2 separate regions of the Homo sapiens genome follow, and region 1 is linked to region 2. Evidence: chromatin contacts called from ENCODE Hi-C or POLR2A ChIA-PET data. All regions are on one chromosome and are shown on one strand. The core of a region is the stretch at or near the end of the contact, and the rest is flanking DNA. Distances in the headings are between cores, read along the strand shown.

Region 1 (6,466 bases), core at 3,003-5,502, 39 kb before region 2:
GCTGAGACGGGTGGATCACCTGAGGTCAGGAGTTTGAGACCAGCCTGGGCAACATGGTGAAACCCCGTCTCTACTAAAAACATAAAATTAGCCAGGCATGGTGGCACATGCTTGTAATCCTAGCTACTTGGGAGGCTGAGGTAGGAGAATTGCTTGAACCCAGGAAGCGGAGGTTGCAGTGAGCCAAGATTGCGCCATTGCACTCCAGGCTGGGCAACAAGAGTGAAACTTCGTCTCAAAAAAATAAATAAATAAAATTAAAATGGTAAATGTTTTGTTATTTACCATTTGTTATTTGTTATCACAGGCCTGCAAACCTGCTGAAAGTTTCTTTGAAAATATATTAAATCTATATACTTGCAGAAAATTGACATATTTATAAAGCAGGTCTTCCTCTCAAAGATTTTCATCTTCAAAGTGTCCTTCAGGGTTGTATAATTTTTTCCATACATACTATATCCTTTCATAGATTTATTACTGGTTACTTTATAATTTTGTTGTTAAAAGAATATTTTTAAATTATGATTTTTGTAGTTAATGATTTATTATACATGCAATTGGCTTTTGTTTATAAATCTGACTGTAAAGAAATTTCTTTTAAATGTGTCTGTAGATTCTTTGGAGTTTTTTTCCATAGACACTAATTTGCAAATTATAAATTTTTATTTCTTCCTTTCCAACTGTTATTTATTTTATTCTTTTCATGTCTCACAGCAAGAGCTAGGACCACCAACACAATTTGAATAGAAGCCATCTTACAAGGTGTTCTTTTGTCTTATTGCTGATTTTATTTATTATGTTAGAGACAGGGTCTTGTGCTGTCTTTCAGGCTGGAGTGCTGAAGTTTTTGATAGACACACTTTACTTCCTAAAGAAGCTTATACATTTTAAATGTATTTTTGTCATTACCAGATTAATTTTATCAAATGATATTTTTCTGCATCTGTTGAAACGATCATATATTTCTTCTTCATTTTGTTAGTTTGGTGAATAATTTTTGCCGATCATCTAATGTTAAACTACCCTTGCATGCTTAAGAAACACTCAATTTTGTTATGCTGTATTATCATATTTATATTTTCTTGGATTTGGCTTGTTAGTATTTTTTAGGGGGAGGAGATTGTATATTTATGGTTTTCCATTCTTGTACATGCCTGATTTAGATTTATGTCAAAGTTTTACATCTCTCATAGAGTTATTTTGGGGGGAGTGGTTTCTTATTCTGTGAAAGAATTTGATAATTCATCAAATTTGAAAATAATCCGGGCTTGGCGAGTAAACTATTTAATTAGCTTAATTGTTTAAAGCCTAGGCTTTTCTTTTCATGTTAGTTTAAGTAAATTGTATTTTTCTAGGAATTTATTCATTTGGTTTTGATTTTATTGGTATAAGTTTTTATGTGTACTATTCTATCATTACCTTTTTAACTTCTGCTAGATCTGTAGTTGTGTCTCATTTGTCATTCCTAAAATGCCTTCTTATGCTTTCTCCTTTCTTTGTTGTTGTTGCTCAGTCTCATTCAGATGTTTGACTGGTTTATTGTTATTTTTCAAACAACTGATTTTTCCCTTTGATCCTTTGTGTCATACCTTTCTTTTCTATTTCATTGATTTATGCTCATGAATGTATTGTCTCCTATATTATACTTTTAGAGAGCTTGTTATGCTTTTTTCTTTTGTGTATTTTTTAATTATTATTTTTTTGAATGAGATTATTGGTCCCTCAAACCAAAAGTATTGAACTAGTTTCTAAGGAAACTATTCATTAGAAAATAGAATCTCACAATCCTGATTAAACACATGGAAAACACAGTAAATGATGGCCTGGGATTCTTTATAGCCATTGGGATGACGTGAAATTGAGAAATCTGTTATCTGTCTTTTTTTTTCCTTTTTTTATTGCTGCTCAGGACCCTGTTTATTCAAACTGTGGTCCATCTTAAAGCTTGAAAACACGAGCTCCTACATGTTAGGACTGTTTCACTGGAGTCTCTGTTAGTTTAAATGTCTCCATTTGTCTTCATACTAGAGCTAGTGGGTCTTCCTAATATTTCTAGCTGTTGAGTAGGACGTTTACAGTATGGTTAGCTTTTTCCTCCAATGTATTAGTTTGAAAATTGTCCAACATATTAAGGAGTTGAAAGAATAGTACGACTCCCCACCAGAATCAGTTCCATCCTTGCAGGAAACTTGTTCCCCAACTGGCCACAAATCATCTGCCCTTTCGTTTCTTTTTCAGATAGCAAAGCAGGGCTTGATTCCATCATTTTGGAAGCACGACACGCTCTCACCCATATGCAAATCTATATCCCTAGCACATTTTCCAGCACAGAGTTGAGATGTGCCAAAGGCAGTATTCCAAATGTAAATATTTGGAAAGTTCCAGTCCATTTATTTTTGTCTCAGTTATTAACCTCCAAAACAGTGTACATCTGTCTCCCACACATCTAGGTTTTACTGATTCAGTCCCTGTGTTTATCTACTTAAATCCCGAAACTTTACTTACTCTGACTTTATATGAAGGAAAGCCTTTGTCATCAAAGTGTTTTCAGCACTCACTGTGTACCGGGCACTTCTCTAAGCATTGGTGATCAGCAGTTACTAGGGGCTCTGTCTTCATGGAGTCTGCACTCCGAGAGCAGTAGGATAGTAGGCATAGTGACAGCCCTGAGAAAGGTACTCTTGAGCAGGTGGGGACCTGAGGAAAGATGGGCTGAGAACTTCCTGGTACCCTTAAATCCCTCCAGTGGGCACCCATTTGTCCGCACAGTAACTACCCCTCATTTCGGCCTGGAAGGAGTCAGTCATGGTACTGAAAAGCCTCCATGGGACGAGGTAAGGCAGATGGAGCATGGCAGGGAGAGGAGCCCTGAAAGGAAGTGGCTTTGAAAGGGGGTTGTACCTGGCTCTGCAGATAGCCCCATTCAGCTCTGGCTTGTCCCTGCAAGGGTTGTCTCTCTTCCTCCTGCATGGTAGCCTGCCACTGGGGCCCCTCCCACTCTCATCAGCCTGTGGACCTTTAGGAGGTGGTGGTAGATGTCCAGGAAAGTCAAGATTTTGCCTTGCACCCAACGTGTTTTTCTACATTATGCTGTAAAATTTACAAATATTCAGCAAAGTTGAAATAATTTTACAGGAAGCATTTATGTACAAACCATGGAGATTCTATCAACCTATTACTGTACCTGCTATATCACTATCATATCTATGGATCTGTGTATGGAACTCACCCATCCATTCACCTTCTCTTTTTGATCCATTTCAAAATAAACTGTAGACATCAGCACATTTCTAAATAATTTAGCATGAGCGTCATTAACTACAGTTACATATTTAGTTATAGTTCTTCTTATGTTGAATTTACGTACAATAAAATGCACAAATCTTAAGTGTACATTCACTGAGTTTTGACACATGCATAAACCTATGTAACCAAACTCATATTAAGATACAGATCATCACTCCAGAAAGTTCTTTCATGCCCCTTCTTGGACAATCTCACTACGCAGATACAGCCACTCTTCTGATATTTTCCCACCACAGATTAGTTTTTCTATACTAGAACTTCACATAAACAGAACCAGGCAGTATGTACTCTTTTGTAGCTGCCTCGTGAAATTGGCATAATACTTTTTGACATTCACCCATGTTGTTGTGTGTATTAGTTTGTTTCTTTTCATTATTGTAGTATTTTACTTTATGGATATAGTAGAATCATTCTCTTATGGATGAATAGACACCTGGGATGTTTGCTGTTTCTCACTTCTGTGAGTAGAACCGCTATGAGCATTCTTGTATAACCTTTTTTGTGAGCATATGTTTTTATTTCTCTTAGGCAATTAGTAGGAGTGAAACTGCTAGATCATAGGGTATGTGTTCATTTATTTTTATCAGAAACTGTGACAACATTTTGCAAAGAGATTTCACCATTTTACACTCCCATCAGCAAGCATGAGAGTTCTGGTTTCTCCAGATCCTGGGCAACACTTGATGTCAGTGTACTTAATTGTAGTCATTCTGGTGGATGTATAATGCTACCTCACTATGGTTTCCGTTTGCATTTCCCTGATGTCTAATGATACTTATTTTAATTTAATTTAAACTTTATTTAAAAATAGAGTCATTTGGATCTTCTTGTAAAATACACAGTTACAAGGAGGTTGCCTTTAGCAATGTTTCTATTTTTAAAGAAAGTCTGCACACTCTACTGCACTGGGCAGGCTCCTAGACCTACATGACATGTGACTCACATGACTCAGCGAGTGGGTGAGATCCCCTTCCTGCAGCACGTGCAGTTCACAATCTCAGGTGGACAAACATGTTCTACAGTCTGAATTCCAGGGAAGCTAATTTCCAATATCAGCCCCTGGAATGACTAAAACATACTTTTCAATAATATATGAAAGCTTTTTACATCTTTCATTAAATAGACTGAGGCAGAAACCCAAACTTCTTAAAGCCCAGATTCAGAATAAACATTGACATCTTTTAAATGTCCCGGTAATTGGCATGTAAATACTTTCCTCTTCCCTGTCTAAATGGAGGGTGATTATTAATTCAGCACTTGGCATCTCAAAAGCACTGCGTCAATTGCTTCTTAACGTTTCTCTCGTGCCTTCTGATTGAGCAACAACAGCCACTTGGGTTTTTTTTTAGTTAATATGAATTTAAGTTATTTGAGTCTTGTAATAACTTACTTCCTCAGGAAGTGGGGAAAGGGGAGGGCAAGAGGTGGCTGTGCTATGGGAAACCCTAAGTGTGAATTAACCCTTCCCCTGGTTGTCTAGGTTATCTAAAGGTTCATGGTGGGTCCATAAAATTGGCATGAAATAGAGTTTCATGATGAAAAGCTCACGAGCTTTTAATTGTGAACTTGGTTGTTTTGAGTCTGTGCTTACCTCTCTTAACTCCTCTGTGCCTCAGTTTCCTCATTTGCCAAATGGGAAAGATGGGAATTGCTGCCTGCTGAAGAAAGCTACCATCTCTGTAGCACATCCTCCCCTGTGCTTGCACACAGCCCTATCACTTCCCTCCAGGGTGCCTCTTGCTTTAAATGCTGATGTTCCCCAACAAAACCTGAGCTTGACTGAGTTCTGCCTGTGTGACCTTGAGCAAGTTACCAAATCTTGCTAAGCCTCAGTTTCCTAAACTCTACATTGGATAATTATAGTATTCTAGAATTATCGAGAAAATTGAATAATTCACAGCAGATAATGAACACAATTCCTGATATATAATATATTTAATAAGTATTATTAATTGATAAATATTTTGTAATAGATATATTTGATTATTAATATCCAATTATAATAATTATAATAAATGCCCAGCAGTGGTTATTATAAACTCACTTGATAGAGCTGTATAGTGGTTGAGTTATTATTATAAACTCACTTGACAGAATTGTATAATGGGGGCCAGGCACAGTGGCTCATGCCTGTAATCCCAGCACTTTGGGAGGCTGAGGTGGGCAGATCACTTGAGGTCAGCAGTTCAAGACCAGCCTGGCCAATATGGTGAAACCCTGTCTCTACTAAAAATACAAAAATTAGCCAGGCACAGTGGCATGTGCCTGTAATCCCCACTACTCAGGAAGCTGAGGCATGAGAATCACTTGAACCCAGGAGGTGGAGGTTGCAGTGAGCCGAGATCGTGCCACTGCACTCCAGCCTGGGAAACAGAGTGAGACTCTGTCTCAAAAAAAAAAAAAAAAAAAGAATTGTATAATGATTGAGTTATACATGAATTGTATAATGGTTGATTATACTTGACAGAAATTACATTGCTGTTAACTAAGAAAGACTATGTAAAATATTGAACACTACTTATAATACAATAGTAAGTGGAACAATTAGGAAACCAAATCATCTCTATACCACAAGGACAACCACCTAGAATAAACTAGAGCTAAGATTACCGAAAAGAATTATGAATACAGTCAGTGAGAGATGGGATGGGGAGATTATGTCTATTGACACTATTTTTCTACAGAAAAAAATAGTTTTAAAAAACAAACCTACTCTATTTCTTTCAAATGAAATTCTTGGTGAGGCCAAAATAATAATGATGGTCACCGTGATTTTCTTTCAGTTTCCTGGCATTTAACATGGACACAGTTGATGATCTCGCCTTTCTGTTGAAAGCAGTGAAATTTCGTGAAAGGGTTCTTCAGCGGGGTTTGGTGGCCAGAATTTATTATAAGGTAAAGATACACTGTGTTATATTTTTCCTTTTGACATGTGTTTAAGGGATATCCTTGCTGGTGAACTATCTGTTAAGTTTAGTAGAGGATGAGTCAGCCTAATGACAAGCTCCTGGAAGCGGCTAGAGTTCCTACGGGCCATTTTGCATGATACCGTTGCTTGCTCTAGAGGCCAGGATGCTTCTGTTTAACCCCCTTTATGTCATCTTGTAGAATTCCACCTGCAGGCATCATGTGGCTGCCATGGGAGTTGATGAGTGGTGTA
Region 2 (6,170 bases), core at 1,084-3,583:
ATTATACATGGGTAGAGGCTTTCAGCAGCGCTGTTTTTCCACCGGAGCACAAAGCACTGTGTTACAGCAGGGATTTTACATGTGGATCTCCAGGCCCCGCAGAAACCGCAGAGCTGCAGGGAAGCAAGTAACTATTTAACTGAGAGGGCACGTCAGGGTGTGAGTTAAATACAAATGAGAAGCAGATACATTGAGTGTAACTTTCTATTTGAGTTATTTCCTTGAGCACAAAAAAAAAAATGCTAAAAGTTTAAGTATTAAACCCATGTGGTTTTCGAAACAAAGAAAGTCAAGAAGGAACAAAGAAAAGTTTTACGGGCCACATTTAACTCTCCTGTCTGGTCAGATAAGAATCTGAGACCTTCAGCTCCTCCTAAATGATGGTAATTACTAGTTTTGTGATTCGGTATCTTTCTGTTCTCTGTGCCTTCTTCATTCTTATTTTACTCTAGTTATATTAATATGTCCTCACTTCCCTCCAACTAAAACACAAAGCAAAGAAAAAAGACTCGCTTCATTAGAGTGATTGAAAGACTATCTTGCACAGAGTAGATGCAGAAAAGCTATTTGTCACATGCATAAATGACATCCCCATCACTCTGGATCCTATCTCCAGGTTTATGTTAATTCCTCACATATATCAAACATGGCAGCTAGTCAGTGCCAATTCTTGAGACATAACATGTTTGAGAAACACTTTGGAAACAAATGGAAGCTCCTGACTGCAAGGGAAGGAAGGAGGGAACGTGGGCTGGTTATGTTGAGGATTAGATTCAAGTAGTTTGTTCTGGTATTTTGAATTCTTCAGGCAGTAAGTGACCCAATCAGAACAGCCTCACTTGATCTGTGCCTGCATTCTCCCCTTCACGTGTTTCTCTAACGTCTGTGACCTCCATTAGTATAAATTAATATAAGCATGGAAACAGGGCTTCTCTACATGTATGATATTTATTCATCTAACAAGCAGTTTTTGCAGGTCACAGAGGCCAGCCTACAGAAGGTTCTGCACTGTGTCCATGCTTAATGTAGTACTGAAAATTTGGATGTTTGCCGTCTGTCTTGCTATTAAGTTAGACTCTCTCACAATATCCTCAATGGTGATTTTTCTTCTGTCGATTGGACAGGTAAAGACCAAGAAGGAGGATTTTTTCCATGCCTGGAACTCGTGTCTGCACCACGTGGCTTCTCTGTCCCTGGCACACACTCACCGAGGTCAGTTGGCTCCTGTTGAATATTTGTAATTGAGTGACTCAGGGGTCTACGGGTCCCTGGAGACACAGCTCTGCAGGGAAAGGACAGTCCCAACACACAGGGAAGGGACAGTCCGTGTGTTGAATTTAGGGCCCCAAGTGACTTACAGAGACTTGAAGCTTGTGGTAAATCAACTCCCAACTTACTAGGAACACTGACCATATGACACCCACAAAGCCTGATGCTAAACCAGTCAGGAACAGCTCACTTAACACAACCTGACAATCACACGAAGCACTTGACAGGAGCCAGTTGGCAAAATGCCTGTCCCTCAGAAGTGGCCCTCTGCCTGACCATGATCTCGTTCCTAAACGGGAGGGTGTGCACACAGATAAAGTGAGAGTGTTTTAACAGGGGTCCTGCCTGAGGAATTTTAAGTGCCAGAATTACTTAGACCTCATCATCAAATTAGCAAGAAACTGGGTCAACCTTCTAAAGCAGTGGTTCTCAACCAGGGGCAATTTTGCAACGTTTGGATGTTTGGCAATGTTTAGAGACGTTTTTGGTTGTCACACTGAGAGGGGTAGTGCCACTGGTGCGCAGTGGGTGGAGGCCAGGGATACTGCTAACATGCTACAGGGCACAGACCGCTCCCCTGCAACCAAGAATTATCTAGCCCCAAATGACAGTAATGCTGAGATTGAGAAACTTGAGTATTCATTTTGGCTTCAGTCGACCAAAATAGCAAAATAAAATGAAACACTGAACACCAAGTAAGATCCATGACGGCTTATCATTGAAATTATTGTTTAATTTCAAGAATCGTCAGTTTGTTTCTCATCATGTCCTGATCTATGGGAAGAAGCTGTTAAAAGAGAAAGGCCAGTTGTTCACTGAGTTGGTAGCTTTATGGGATTTTTCATCACACTGGGTCACTGCTGGCCCTGGGAGGGCTGGGTTTGGTCATACCACAGCTTGCATCTGGGGCACTATCTCATGGGATGGAGATGGGCTCCTCGGTGGGATCAGGGCAGGTATTATGGCCAGGAACCTAGGAGTGTGCCTGCGTCCAACACAACCTCCCAGCCTGACCATCCCCCTTCCTCCCTGACTGGGCAGTTCCAAAAGAGCAAAGTGCATGTGATTCAGTGCCATGTGACTATACCTGCAGGAATGTGTGGGAGCCGCCCTAGGAGCTCTGATGAGAGCTGGATTGGAGTGAGTGCTTTAGGCTCAGACTGAGCCCAGCTTCTTCCTTCCTTCTAAGGACCAGCTCTTGGGACCTTGCACCTTTGGGTGAGCCTCCTAACACAGGGCTCTGGAGTAAACGTGCCGAGAGCACAGGTTTCTCATGGGACGGGAAGCAGGGGCCCCATGGGAACACCTCCCCAGAGACTGGTCTCCACCCAGTGACCACACTCTGAAATGACCATGACCGCATTGGCCTTCCTGATTCTGACTGAGTTCCACTTTCTGCTTCCTGGGACATGGAGGAGGAGCGAGGAGAGGGACCAGGAGCATCAGGGACTATGGGTCATGAAGGCACAGGATTGGGTCCCGTCATTTGCAGACTCAACATTTTTAATGTATTGCCCACCCACAGTGTATCAGGCTCAGAGAAACTGACTTATCTTAATTGAACTCAAAAATGAGTCATATTTAAATCTAAATGCCAGTTTATTCATCAGAAAGAAAATCCAGCCACCAAGTCATCAGTACATGCCCTATCTGTTCTACGAGCATATCTTCAGATAGAATTCAGTTATAATTAGGAGGTTGCAGGAAGTCACACTATCAAGACAGCTCGTGTCCTCAGGCCTGGCTGGAGATCTGAGTGTCCCCTGTGACCTGCTCCAGACCCTAGAGCCCACAGTGTGTCTACTTCCCTGGACTATCTCCATACACTCAGCATCAACCTCATTCCTTTAAGAAATTTATGTAAACCACCCTTCTTCTGTTGGTGGGTTATTTCTTCAGATTTGCCGATCGGGTTGAAACATATCTGGGGTATGAAACAGTACTTGAGACACCCTGATTGAAGGCGACTGTGTCTTGGGCCTTCTCATTCACTGTAGGTAGACTTGTACTGGCTTCACTCTCAGGGGTGGTGTGGCCCTGGCTCCTCCCTCTGGGCCCCTATGTACTGACCACAGATATCGCCCTTCCTGGGACATGAGGATGGACTATATGGACTCCTGGTGCAAAACTTCTAAGCATTCAGAAATGTGATCAAGTTTGAAAAGGAAGGGGGAAGTCAAAGAATCACTGCACAATTCATTTCACCTTAGAAACATGACAGTTGAGCCTTGGGCTGCACAGCCTGCTTGCTGAGAGCACAGTGGAGCTTAGTGAGGACTGAGGATGGGGGCTCTGGAGTCAGGTCACCAGGTTCAGATCCCGGCTTTACCTCTACCAGCTGTGTGACTGTGAGTGAGTTACAAACCCTCTCTGAGCTTCAGTTTCTTCCTCATTTATAAAATGTAGAGAGCATGATATTTACCTCGTGGGGCTGTTGGAAATATTAAATGAGACAACGCTCCAAAGCTCTTGCCTTTGCATCTGGCTCTTTGTTAATGTTTAATAAAACCTTTTTATTACTGCTAATCACTACTCTAGGAAAACCTTAGTTCTTATAACCAAAGTAGAACATTTTCGACCTTGTTCCTTAAAGGGAAGAAAAAGAGGAAAATGAAACAGGTTAAGTCTGAGTGTATGAGGTCTTCACACCCGGAGAAAATATCAAGGATTTGATGATGGCACAGTACAAAATAAATCCAAATCAACCCTGAACCTTTTATTGGTTCATAACCACAGTAGCACAAGTGATTATTTTCAGGAAACTGGCTTCAGGTTCAATGTCAGATAAAGAGGACTTGGAAGTATAAAGAAAGTAATGGAAGAAAAATCATAAGAATTAGTTCAATGACAGCATTTAGAAAGCCCAGGAATGTTTTGAAATCGAGAAATCCATCTGTAATGAGGAGGTCTGTACAGAACGGGTCCTAAAGATAAGGATGCACTAAACATAACACTAGCCAGTAAAATTTCACCAGCGTATCATTACATTCAAATAGCATGTTACCCTCTGGCAGAGGCCTCCAGGGGATGGGAGAAGAAGTAGAAGGAGCCCATCTGTCTTCAGTGACCAGACCCAGATGTTGCCTTTGGAGCCTTTTGAAGGAAGAATGCATAGGAAGGAAGAGAAGGATCAGTCTGTTAAAGCACAGTCTTTTTTTTTTTTTTTGACGGAGTCTCGCTCTGTCGCCCAGGCTGGAGTGTAGTGGCATGATCTCTGCTCACTACTCTGGGGACTACAGGTGCCCGCCACCACACCCAGCTAATTTTTTGTATTTTAGTAGAGACGGGGTTTCACTGTGTTTGCCAGGGTGGTCTCAATCTCCTGACCTCGTGATCTGCCCACCTCGGCCTCCCAAAGTGCTGGGATTACAGGCGTGAGCCACCGTCCCCGGCCTAAAGCACAGTCTTAATGTCACCCCAGATGACAATGAACTCAGAATTTAGCCATTTTTATTAGGAACAAATGGAAAAACACCTTCTGGCATCTGTCTCCGTTTGTCACCTGAAAACTAGGGAAAACCGTGTTTGAAATAAAAATGTTAAGCAGTCTCTGGTGGTTTCCGTAGTGGGATGTAACTGTTACAATGATAAATCGTTATTTTTCTGTGATACACATTTTTGTCTTGCCCTAGAAAGTGCAGCTCTGAAGCCTTGGTGCTGTCTGAACCCCTAAGGGTGTACCAATTCCTAAACAAAAAAGGAGAAAGGAGGCACTTTTATTAAATAAATTACATCCACTACTTTCCAGCTCTGTGCAGAATTGTCTCTTGCTTTTCTCATTCTCGAAGCTTGTGAGTACTTCTCATTATGCAGCAGGAAGTCCTCTTTCTGGTTCTTAATAAAGTGACTAATAATTTAGAATGTTCATATTAAGAGCAGGTTGTAATTATAATTAGAATATATAATAATGTGGATTTCTGCCTATTGGGGATTAATTTCAGACTCCTCTCAAGGATGTATTTGTTTTGAAACAAGACTTTCTTTGTTAATAAAAACATGATCGCATGCATTATTAAAGCATTATTTCTGTATGTTATCCATTAGTGCTTGTTGCAGTATTCTTCCCGGGATCAGCATTTTCCTCTCAGTTGTTAGTGGGGCTATTCTTTATATAAACTACATTCACCTTGGTTTAGCTTTAGCTTTGACATTCATCCTCTAGGAAATTACGGGAATATCCCTACCGCCTCCTCAAATGTGCATTACATTATGCAAGCTCAGATAAACAAAATGCCACAACATCAGCCAGTAGTCCTGTGTGAATCTAGGTACTTTCCCCTTTTCACTCAACTAAATCCAAGATCATGAAGGACAAACCCGACTTGGGGTAGAACCAGAAGTTGTAAGACAACACTTCTCATTCTTTGACTGTTGGGTTTCTGCAGTGTTTTTCTGTTACTACTGGAGGTGGAGGCCTGGAGGGGAGGGGAAGAGTGGGAGGACCAGAGGTGCTAGTTGGCTGTGACACCTGTGTGCCTTCCTCTCCCCCAGTACCCATCTGCTGGTGTGTCTAACTTTAGAGAAGTCTCATGTGGCCCCACACAAGTGGCCTGAGGGAGGGAGGAAGGGAGGGAGGTAGGGAGGGAAGGAGCCCTGGGTGCCACTGCCCCTGCTTCTGGCCCCTGTCTTTGTCTAGCACCCGTTAAATGTGTGGGCAGTGGAAACCAGTGAGAAGGTCTGTTGCACCAAGAATAGGCAGATGGAATTCACTGCCAAATCCCAGTAGACCCAGCATCTTGGAGGTCCCAACATTGGGGAAGAGAAGGAATGTCCCCTGGCTTTGTTTTCTCTACTTCAGTCACACGGCCAAATCCTAGGCCTATGAGCAGTGCCTTTGGGAAAAAGGTGAACCTGGGAGTTGAGGGTCACCATTTCAGAGAGTGTGTGATGGCTGGGAGCAG

What was found. A loop is a pair of places that touch in the nucleus more often than their neighbours do. ChIA-PET counts read pairs that join two places held with the same protein, here RNA polymerase II (POLR2A). Pooled maps may share reads with other maps.
Region 1: a map of CD14-positive monocyte shows a loop between it and region 2 (2.9-fold over the local background). The contact joins two enhancer-like sites. A Hi-C loop is called at or near these places in 2 of 168 maps with a recorded cell type or tissue (CD14-positive monocyte and endothelial cell of hepatic sinusoid) and 1 of 50 pooled maps. POLR2A ChIA-PET finds 5 or more read pairs at or near these places in 1 of 52 experiments (activated CD4-positive, alpha-beta T cell).

Annotation. Positions count from the first base shown.
Region 1 is chr2:110,989,804-110,996,269 of GRCh38, forward strand. ACOXL (acyl-CoA oxidase like) reads left to right here. Exons shown (of 18, transcript NM_001142807.4): 14 at 6,090-6,201. Among named protein-coding and RNA genes, the nearest start is that of ACOXL-AS1, 120 kb to the right of the region's middle. Within about 2 kb of position 4,253, at least 8 of the 41 ENCODE cell types and tissues checked have a DNase peak (open chromatin) inside an H3K27ac peak, as active enhancers do; they include CD14-positive monocyte, where a contact is called at or near this core.
Region 2 is chr2:111,030,503-111,036,672 of GRCh38, forward strand. ACOXL (acyl-CoA oxidase like) reads left to right here. Exons shown (of 18, transcript NM_001142807.4): 15 at 1,125-1,212. LOC124907866 (a long non-coding RNA gene) reads right to left here. Exons shown (of 2, transcript XR_007087182.1): 2 at 4,703-6,170. Among named protein-coding and RNA genes, the nearest start is that of ACOXL-AS1, 82 kb to the right of the region's middle. RefSeq lists an enhancer at 1,885-3,084. Within about 2 kb of position 2,334, at least 8 of the 41 ENCODE cell types and tissues checked have a DNase peak (open chromatin) inside an H3K27ac peak, as active enhancers do; they include CD14-positive monocyte, where a contact is called at or near this core.